Regions from separate parts of the Homo sapiens genome. Here all the other regions are linked to region 2. The links are chromatin contacts, found by Hi-C or POLR2A ChIA-PET in ENCODE. All regions are on one chromosome and are shown on one strand. The core of a region is the stretch at or near the end of the contact, and the rest is flanking DNA. Distances in the headings are between cores, read along the strand shown.

Region 1 (3,313 bases), core at 590-3,089, 280 kb after region 2:
TCTGCCTTTACTGGCAATTATTTTCTGGCAACTGATTAACTATACAAGTATAGTTCTCATGTAAGATTACATACTGGAAAAGTTGTCATAAGTAGGATATTAGCTATGTTACTTTTAAAGGGTAAAACCTGTTCTATTTGAGGTTGATTTTCATAATTTTTAGTCATTATCTAGATAATATTCTCATTAGAAAGTAGCTGATAATTAAGGTAATTAGAACTGAAGGCATTAATCTTTTCGCAAAGAACACCATTTCCAAACGGTGTGGGTTTAAGTTAGAAGAACAGGAACCAGACCAATATGGGGCCAAGTTTGGCTGACTCAATATAACAACACTGAGATGTGATGGTGTTGGCATAATGACATCATGACTCCTTTGGGACCAATGTTTTGGAGTGCAGGTGGCAGCGCTAGACTGATCTCATCGGAAAATAGCTAACCCATACAAACCAACTTTTTCAGGGTCTAGAACTGCTTTTTCCTGTCCATCCTCACCACTAGAGGAAAGGACGTGTGTAAGTGGCATTTCAATATTAACTTTGAGATGTTATAGGTTATTGAGAACCAAATATCCTACTTGACCATTAAAGCACCTATTCAGCTATTAATTAAAACTTTAAATATCAATGGGCCAAGGTATTGAGGAAGTCTAACAATCAATTTGTATCTATCACCATTACTTTTCTGGCATTTATTCATTCCTCCTGTGGACTACATAGTATCAAAATTTAATCATATAAACTACTAAAAGGTGAAAAGAATTGTGTAAATTGAATTACTCAGAATAATTTCCCATCCTTGTGACTTCACCTTATTTAGTAAATATATTACAAGTATAAAGATATAGCTGTATCTATATTTGATTTTAAGGTTTCAAAATATTTAATTTTTAAATTTGTACAAATTTTCTGATACTTTTTAAATGTACATGCAAAAACAAAACCACCAAAGTAAAAAATTGTCATTAAGATCCTGTCTGGGCTATTAGTTCAGAGCTGTTTGGATGATGCCAGACCCAAATATGTATCATTAAATAAGTAAACCTAATTCAAACCTGATTCAAGGCATGCCCAACAAATAATGTTTTATCACCTCTAGAGATCTTATTTCTTGATATCTTTGATTTGCATGTAATGTAAATATCTATGGATGTTTAATGCAGCAAGACAGAAAGCCTCGAAATCTAGAAGGAAGAATAAATTATATAACTGATTAATACTCGTTGATTATTTAGTAAGTATTCTTAAGTTTTCAAGGAAATGTTGCTATTATTCACACACAGCAAAAACACAGATGGACGGTCTTTTGCAGCAACATTTATGTTCATATGAACTTTACTTTATAAAGCAAAGAGCTAAATATTTTATGAAAAGGGCAATAATCTGTTTATGGAAAGATGCAGGAGCATCTCTTTAGGAAAGTAGTTTGTTCTGAGTTCATAAGTTGACAATCTATTTGTAGCTATCATTTGAAATTCATACCATTTCCTTCTCACAGCCATTCACTACCACTCACCATGCAAGGTTCTATAAGTTCTCCCATTTGGATGCCCTTAAGAGAGCCTTGCAATGACAGATGGTTTGGTTAATTACAAAATTAAACTCTGTGCTATTGAGACATGATTTCAGTGAATAATATTTTCCAGACAGAGTTTAATAAGCAGCTTGCGGTTGAGTAGCCTTTAGCCCAAAAAAGGGAACCAGGTCTCTGTGACTACCTTCTACATTCAGAGAGCATGAGCTTAGAGGATGTTAACTTGACCACCCCAGGAACTCAGTTCCAGTAACCTTATCAGGGTCTACCAGAGTGACCCCACCCTAAGCATTGTGAAAGAAGGACTGTTGAAATAGCACCTGGCATTTCACGCTGAACTCCTGTAACACTTGCTGATTCACTGACCACAGTGAAGGGAAAGTACACTGGATATTCAGCCGGCCTTTATGGGTGAGCCCTGCTGGTAAACATGAACTCATCTGAGAAGTCACAGGTTTTAAAATTCACATGCAGCAACTTTGAATTTTTTTTTGAAATATGGTAAAACAAATCAATTTTTAAAATATGAAATTTAAATAGATTAAAACTAGAAATCTAAATATTTGTAAAAGGAATAACTTTTACAATCACAGATCCTTTCGTTGTCGTTGATGATGTATTTCCTCCTGGAAAGTAAGTAAAATAATTGACATCTGATATGACCAGACATCTGATTTTTGGTGAACAGATTTTCTCAAGGTGATTTGGGAAGACTATGCTTGACTATGTTTGACTAACTTGAATAGGTTTAAGGGAGGAAGTTTCTAGATCTGGCCACTAGTTCTGATATTTATTAGTTTTAGAAACAATATCTGATTTAAGTAGAACCAAACAAGACTAACTTGGATTTGTAATAAGTCAGAAAACTGATAATGCATGCAATGATCTCCAAGATTTTATTTTTACTTCTTATATATATACTTGGAAAATACTACTAAATTCAACAGATTTTTTTCCTCTAATAAATTGATCACTGCTTTTACTAAGTCAAAGGTATAAAAAATATCTGAAGCAACCAGATGATAAGTTAATTACCATCCAGAAAATATTTAAACAACTATGCTCCCATGAAAATTCTCCTGCTCAGTTTTCTTAGTTATATCTTCAATACTTTTTTTGAGATGTTAGTTACATGATGCTGTGATCTGTCTTTTCCATTTTTCTATCACTACAGAAAATTTACGATGATGTATAGCATATATTTAATAAAAAGTTTTAAAATAAAAAATGACTAGACAATTTAGAATACGAGTACCAAAATTTAAATCAATTCAGCAAATGTCTGCTTCTTATATAAAATATTGTTTAGCTGATAGAACTGGCAGATTACGTAGGTACTCTCTGAATGAAAGACGGCAACTCTATATTTTAACAATGATAGCACACACTGTGGTCTAATGACCTAGGGGCAGAGTTGTAACAAAATGAATGGTAAAATTTATTAGAAAAGCATAACAAAAGTAAAGAAGCCACAATTTTTCAATTATAATATTTCTATAAGTTACTAGAATATTTCTATAAGTGGGAAATAGGATGAGTAAAACAAATAAACATTTATTGTGCCCTTTTCACATGCATTACACATTATTGCTTTTCATCTTAATGAAACTGATAAGGACTTGGGAAACTTAGGATCAGAGAAATTGTTTAATTGTTGAGGGCAGACAGAAAGATACTAAGTCACAAATTTAGTAAAGACTTTCTTTATAACCCAGTATGTGCTTAATTTTTAAAATCAACCCTATTGAAGTATAATATGCCTTCAACAAAATGTACCTAT
Region 2 (3,073 bases), core at 487-2,986:
AGTGAATTTTTCCTGCTTATTTGGTATGTAAAGACTGGTATTTTAAATATTAAATTTCATGTCATGACCTCCTTAGCACATCACTCTCCTAGAGTAACTTACCATGGACAATGGATTGTAAAAATCAATGAAAAACATGAAGATAACTGGTAGAACACAGGTTACACAGCCATTCTTACACAAGTGAAAATGATTTGTTTATAGCTTACTCCTTGGTTTCTTGGAATTTTCTTTTTAAAAAGGCAACAAGTATTTGTACTATCAGTTAGACTTAAAAAAACATTCTTCAGAAAGAGAAAATGTATTTGTGAAATCCATTTAGTAAAGTTGAGTGTTTTGAAGGATGTTGCTGTCATCACTATGGGCCATTTGCTAATTCCCAAGAATGTGTATATAGCAAAATGTCTCTGCCTGAGGCAGTCCCTCCTAATGTTGGAGCCAAATCAGTGGAATGGATTGGATACACATAAATGTTTTGTCACCTTTCTAGTACCGGAGAGCTTAAATTGCTGAATCTTTCATTCCCTTTCGTGGCTGAGAAATGTGTGTTCTTTATTATGAAGGGTTTAGGGATTGCATACTGTGTAATAGCTCAGATGAGTGAAAACAAATTTAAATATCAGCAATGCACTGACTTATACTTTACATGTTGCAAATACTCTTAGAAACAGTATGGGGCCTTATTAAGTTTGAACCTCAGGTCTTTCAACTTCCCTGAGAAAAGAGAACAAATGGTAACTGCATGAGAAAATAAGTAACTAACGTTTGTGATTTCCCACTTCAGCTCAAGCCCAGATATTTTTGTCAGTTGTTAATTACAGTCATATTTCTCTAAAGCATTTTCTTTTTTAAGGATTAAAAAAAGGAGAGAAGAATTTCAAGAAGAAAGGCTACACCATGCGATACAGGTTCACATTTCTCTGAGTGGAGAGGAACGCATTGGGGTGAAGGTGATAGGCAGGGCCACTTGCTGGAGAACGGGGAGCTAGCACTTAGATAGAGTTGATAGAAGTGGAAATCAGACTGGGATAAAGTCAAGAGGTAGGGCTAGATCAAGATTCAAAGCAGAAAATGGCAAGAACTCTGGCTTGACAGTAGGGATGTCACAGGGGAGAGATGAGATGAAAACATGGTGGGATGCAGTTATGTTCATTAGGCCAAGAAAACGTGTTCAATATCAAATTCAGTGCTCTTCTCTTTTTCCAGATACTTGTATACGATTGTTTATTAATTCCCTGTGTCTCTAATATTGTGGATCTTCTTCCTGTAACTCATACAACTAGCAGATTTCTGGCTTAAAGACAGAAAGGAAGGGTAGCATTTTTACATGAGGAGGGATTAAGGCAGAGAGAAGTAAATTAATTGAAGTTCCTATAATTAAATTACTAATGGTATCTGCATTAGGGTCACATTTCCTACCCCTTCATCCTGTATTATTTCTAGAATCTTTACACTGGAATTGACCACAGAGCATTGCACTGGATTTGACCACAGAGGTCATTTAGTCCAGAATTTTATCATTTGGTCCACCTTTCCTTGGAGATTAAACTAATGAGCTGGCATTGCACCCACCCACCTTGGCTTTATCCTGATAATTCCTCTCAGGGTGAGTGGTAGTTCCCATGGAGAACACTAAGCAGGTGGTTTTGTTGCACAGTGAGCCCTGGGCTTCCCTGAAATGCCCTGAAGTGTCAGTTACTGTTTTGATTGCTTTTTCATTTTTCTATCCAGACACTTGTTGACAGGAAACTCTGTGGCCACCATTCATTGCATTTAAGAAATCAAACAACCACAAACTGTCACTGTCACTTTCATTTCCTGTCATCATTCATTTTCTTGAGCTGCTGCTAGTTTATCAGTGTAGCTGGATGTCCCGTGCTCCTGGGCATTGGGGAGGAAAGACTGTAGGTATGTGCAGGTGCTGAAAAAAGATGTGAGAGGAACGCAATAAACACTTGCAGCCTCGCTCCTGGCTTTCCGTTTATGTCATTCACCTGTGGGTTTAGAAACGTTTTCTGTTTCTAGGATCAAATGGAAATCCCAGCCTTATTGCTGTAGGATTTTCTTAATCCTTCCACAGTAGTTAAAGACTCTCCCTAGCTTCACTTTGTTTGTTGTAGCTTGTGTAGGAGTGATGCAAGGCAGGCTTAACTGCTTCCATCAGCAGCTCCAGGAGGAAGTTTTGTGATGGTAAGAATTGGATTTTGTTGTCCTTCACAAGGACCTTTCTCCCAGCTGTTTCTATATAAATGTACGTCTCTATAGCTCAGAGAACTATCAGGAAACAGGTGTTTTTCCATTAATAGCCAAGATGCATCAAAGGAAGGAGAAGGTACAGCAGTATGTGAAAATCAGGTGGTCCACGGTTGAATACTTTGTACACAATAACTAATCACTCAAAGCTTATATCTATTTATAATAAAGTCTATAATTACAAGCCAGGTGGCTGTGGTTAGGAGATTGTGGGGTTTTTGAACAGGTTACTTGACTCGCCATTACAGCTTTAGAGGAGATATGTCCACCTGGGTAGTGGGTGATGTGGCACGTGTTTGCCTATAAACAGCACACATGTGCTCTGCCTTAGCTTCTTTTCAGCTGTCTTCCGAGTCTGTGTGCATCAAAGTTGTATTCTACAAATCTCCTTGCTTACTGGCAAATATAATAGCCAGAAAATTTTACAAAAGTTCTATGGGCTTTGAGTTCAGAAGTTTTGCTATACTTTTTCCTGAAGAATATTATGTACAACTGATATAAATTGGAGTTTGCTGATGCAGTATTTTGAAGTCTAAGATGTCATCTGGCCAGTTGACTCTAACTATGGAGTCTTCATTTTTTCCTTACCATGTGCTTCAGAATTCATAAGAGATGATTTGAATAGTGATATAATGACCATGACATATTGTAAAAGTGAAGTTATGAGTAATTTGTTAATTATTTATTGAGTATCTCTTATAACCAGTGACACTTTTAAGGGCTGTGGGGTATATAAATAAGTGTAGGAGATGGTTCCTCTACTGAAAGAACTCTTTTCTCAACTGGGAAGATATGATTCAAAGAGAAAACGTTGCCGCTA
Region 3 (2,942 bases), core at 83-2,582, 340 kb after region 2:
TCTCTTTTTTCTCACATATTAACACACATACACCCAGTTATTATCACTCAAATCATTTTAGCAGATCTCTACATGTGTCTCAAAATATTCCATATAACTCAAAATAGCAAGTACTTGAAAAGATAGTTATCATCCCTCTGAACAGGCAAGAGCAACTGAGACATAGAGATATTTCTCTGATTAGAGATTTGTTGTTTTAGAAATAAGTTACATAAAATGTCCTACTGCTTTTAGCTGTATCTGTTGCAACTTTGAGCAACTCAGTTTCTTCATTGGATAATATGAGGGCAGTGGATGAGGTCCACAGTGTCTCCCAGGGATATCGTTGTACAGTTCTATTTCCTCCAGGGCACATGTGAAATAAGTGAGGGATCTTTATGTAGACACAGCTTATCAGTCCCAAAACAGTGTCCCTCCTGTAGATCACACATTTTCTGATAATAACCTGAGGGGAAGAGGGGCAAGGTTGCCTGTTTCCTGACATCCTGCTTTGCATACCCAAGACACCTACTTTATTAAAAAGTTAACTTTGCTCCAAAAAAATTTTTCCCTAAGTTTTTCAAGATTGATTGTTTCCTGTTATTGTTGGAGGTTTGCTTTCTATGGTCATTTGGTAAATAAATAGCTTTATAGGGGAAAACAAATGGCCTTGTTTTGTTTTTCTACTCCAGGGTTTATGTGTTAAATTTCAGCTATGTCGTGTACTCACAGCTTAGTGCTTCAGACGGTTATGGGGAACTAGGAATTCTTAAAGGGGTAGGACAGGATGTCCTTTTCTATCGCTCAATGAGTCATGGAGGATGAATGCCGTTTCAGGGGTTCTGTAGTTGTGATTTCAGTCAAGTTCCAGTGGCTTTCAACCACTTCTCTAAATCTGAATGAAGAAGCAGCCACAGGGACTGTGTGAATTATGCTAAGATGCATTCCCGTTAAGTGCTGAAGTGGCCTTTGCAGTGAATCCTTAAACTTTACAATGCCAGCAACAGCCTATCCAGAGACAGGGCAGAACCCCGACATATACCCTCTTCCATGCCCACATAAGACATTTGCATTTATCTCCATTCTTATTGCATTGAGCATCTCTGTCTCCTGGTCAGCAACCTCTGTGTCTTTGGAAAGTCAGGCCTCACTCAGAGCATGCTCCCTTCTCAGGCATTGTGACAAGATTGTGTTTCGGTTCCAAAGGGTTAATCCCAAAGTGAATTCTTTGCATGTGTAATTCAATACTTCATAACTGCTGAAAATTGGAGTCCACATAATTTATTTTCTTTGGTCGGGCACATTTGCCTCATGCTTGGCCGGGGCTGACTTCAGAGAGACACACCTAAAACTCTCAAGTGTCCCAAGTGGCCCATGTCAGTTGTACAGAGAGATTGTGGTACTTGGACAGAGCCCAAGGATTAGGTGTTCCTGAGAAGGTTTTTTTGGCTCTACAAAGCCTTAGGATGTCATGGGAATAGGCTGCACTCCCTTTTCCCCCTTGAAGGCCACATATCAACGGGGTATCTAACCACTCAGAGACAGGCTCTACACAAAGGTATACATTAAAATAAATAGAACATGCAAGCAGAAAGAACTGAAAGAGAGGGAGGAATTGCTAAGTGGAGACAGGAAACAATTGCTTCATTGTTGAGGCAGTGATCTTAGAATTGCAGAGTACAGCCCCATCTACAGGACAGTTTGTAAAGTTGGAGCTTTTGGCTTAAAACACGAGACAGAACTTTACATGCAGTTTTTAATCCAGCTCACTTTGCATGGGCTTCACCTCACTGACAAAAATCCCACATTTTTACTTAAAAATAATTGTCCCTCTTTGATGAGAGGGATTCAGAGAGTGACAGAGAGATAAGAAGTGAGGAAGAACGCGGCTTAAGGGTGCTTTCATTTAGCTCCTTTTCTTATTTTGGCAGTAAATATTCTTGTCCTCGCAATACTCATTTAATCTCTTTCTTTGCTTTCCAACAACTTCCTCTCATTTGGTTTCCTCTCATTATTCCTTGATTTGGGAGGGGGCTTGTGTATTTTCACCATTCAAACAAAATAAAAAAGCTGTGCTTGTTTGAACACCATTTTTGTGCTGGCTGGCAAGCATGTGACTTTAAAGAAGGTTCAGGTTTTTAGGTTGAAAGGAGCTGAAAAACTTTAAAGTAATAATTAAAGCCAACTCTCTACGTGCACATTCCCTCCCCTCCCTTTATTTTAAAAACCTTGCCTGCCAACGCAGTGGCTGCTGTCTTAATGCTATTTCAACAGGAGACCTGGGTTTCAGGACAAGATCCAGGCCATAGGGGAGACTTGATGGCTCGGGGAATTAGTAATGGGATTTGGAGCCCTTCATTTCTAGGTCACTGGTTTGAATAGAGCCCAGGTCAGTAATGACTGAAAGTTGTTACCACCCGATGCCTGCTCTTCCTTAGCTGATCTGAGCTTGCCTGCCACTCCATCCCTGAGTGCCTGTGGCCCGTCTGCACTAATGGCATTCATTGACAAGTTGGCTAACTTAGGCCTTAAATGTGAGGCAGCCCAGTTTCTGCCATGTGCAAACACGGGGTCCACACTCTGCTGCAGCTGCTCTTCAGGGAATAATGCAGAGAGAGACAGAGTTACAAAGCTATTTTGCCTTTCTGATTACTCTGGGACCTAGCAAATCTATCTCCACTCACCTTAAGTCTCTGAGGCATTATATCTTCAGCCATTTAAAGGTAAGATCCAGGGAGAAGAAGGAACAGGCCTCAGAGGACCAAGTTTTCAAATACTCCAAATGTATGTATTCTGAGAAGACCGATTTAAAAGATCTGAATTAGGAGCTGCTGCTGCTGTTTCTAGTACCAGATAATCATGGCCCTTTTAAAATACCGCTTGCTGGACCCCAAACCTGTGCTTACAAAGTGTAGAAAGAAGGCAGATGTTTCCAGAACTTATATTAGGAAAGTGTTTGAAAA

What was found. A loop is a pair of places that touch in the nucleus more often than their neighbours do. ChIA-PET counts read pairs that join two places held with the same protein, here RNA polymerase II (POLR2A). Pooled maps may share reads with other maps.
Region 1: a pooled map shows a loop between it and region 2 (11-fold over the local background). The contact joins two enhancer-like sites. A Hi-C loop is called at or near these places in 9 of 37 single-sample maps with no recorded cell type and 4 of 50 pooled maps. POLR2A ChIA-PET finds 5 or more read pairs at or near these places in 1 of 52 experiments (OCI-LY7).
Region 3: a loop to region 2 is called in a map of B cell, with 4 times the contacts of the local background. The contact joins two enhancer-like sites. A Hi-C loop is called at or near these places in 3 of 168 maps with a recorded cell type or tissue (B cell, GM12878 and OCI-LY7), 32 of 37 single-sample maps with no recorded cell type and 13 of 50 pooled maps.

The regions. Positions count from the first base shown.
Region 1 is chr2:145,691,497-145,694,809 of GRCh38, forward strand. No RefSeq gene overlaps it. Among named protein-coding and RNA genes, the nearest start is that of LINC01966, 810 kb to the left of the region's middle. Within about 2 kb of position 1,840, at least 4 of the 41 ENCODE cell types and tissues checked have a DNase peak (open chromatin) inside an H3K27ac peak, as active enhancers do.
Region 2 is chr2:145,409,900-145,412,972 of GRCh38, forward strand. No RefSeq gene overlaps it. Among named protein-coding and RNA genes, the nearest start is that of LINC01966, 530 kb to the left of the region's middle. RefSeq lists an enhancer at 2,341-2,500. Within about 2 kb of position 1,737, at least 3 of the 41 ENCODE cell types and tissues checked have a DNase peak (open chromatin) inside an H3K27ac peak, as active enhancers do; they include B cell, where a contact is called at or near this core.
Region 3 is chr2:145,751,004-145,753,945 of GRCh38, forward strand. No RefSeq gene overlaps it. Among named protein-coding and RNA genes, the nearest start is that of LINC01966, 870 kb to the left of the region's middle. RefSeq lists an enhancer at 1,032-1,081. Within about 2 kb of position 1,333, at least 12 of the 41 ENCODE cell types and tissues checked have a DNase peak (open chromatin) inside an H3K27ac peak, as active enhancers do; they include B cell, where a contact is called at or near this core.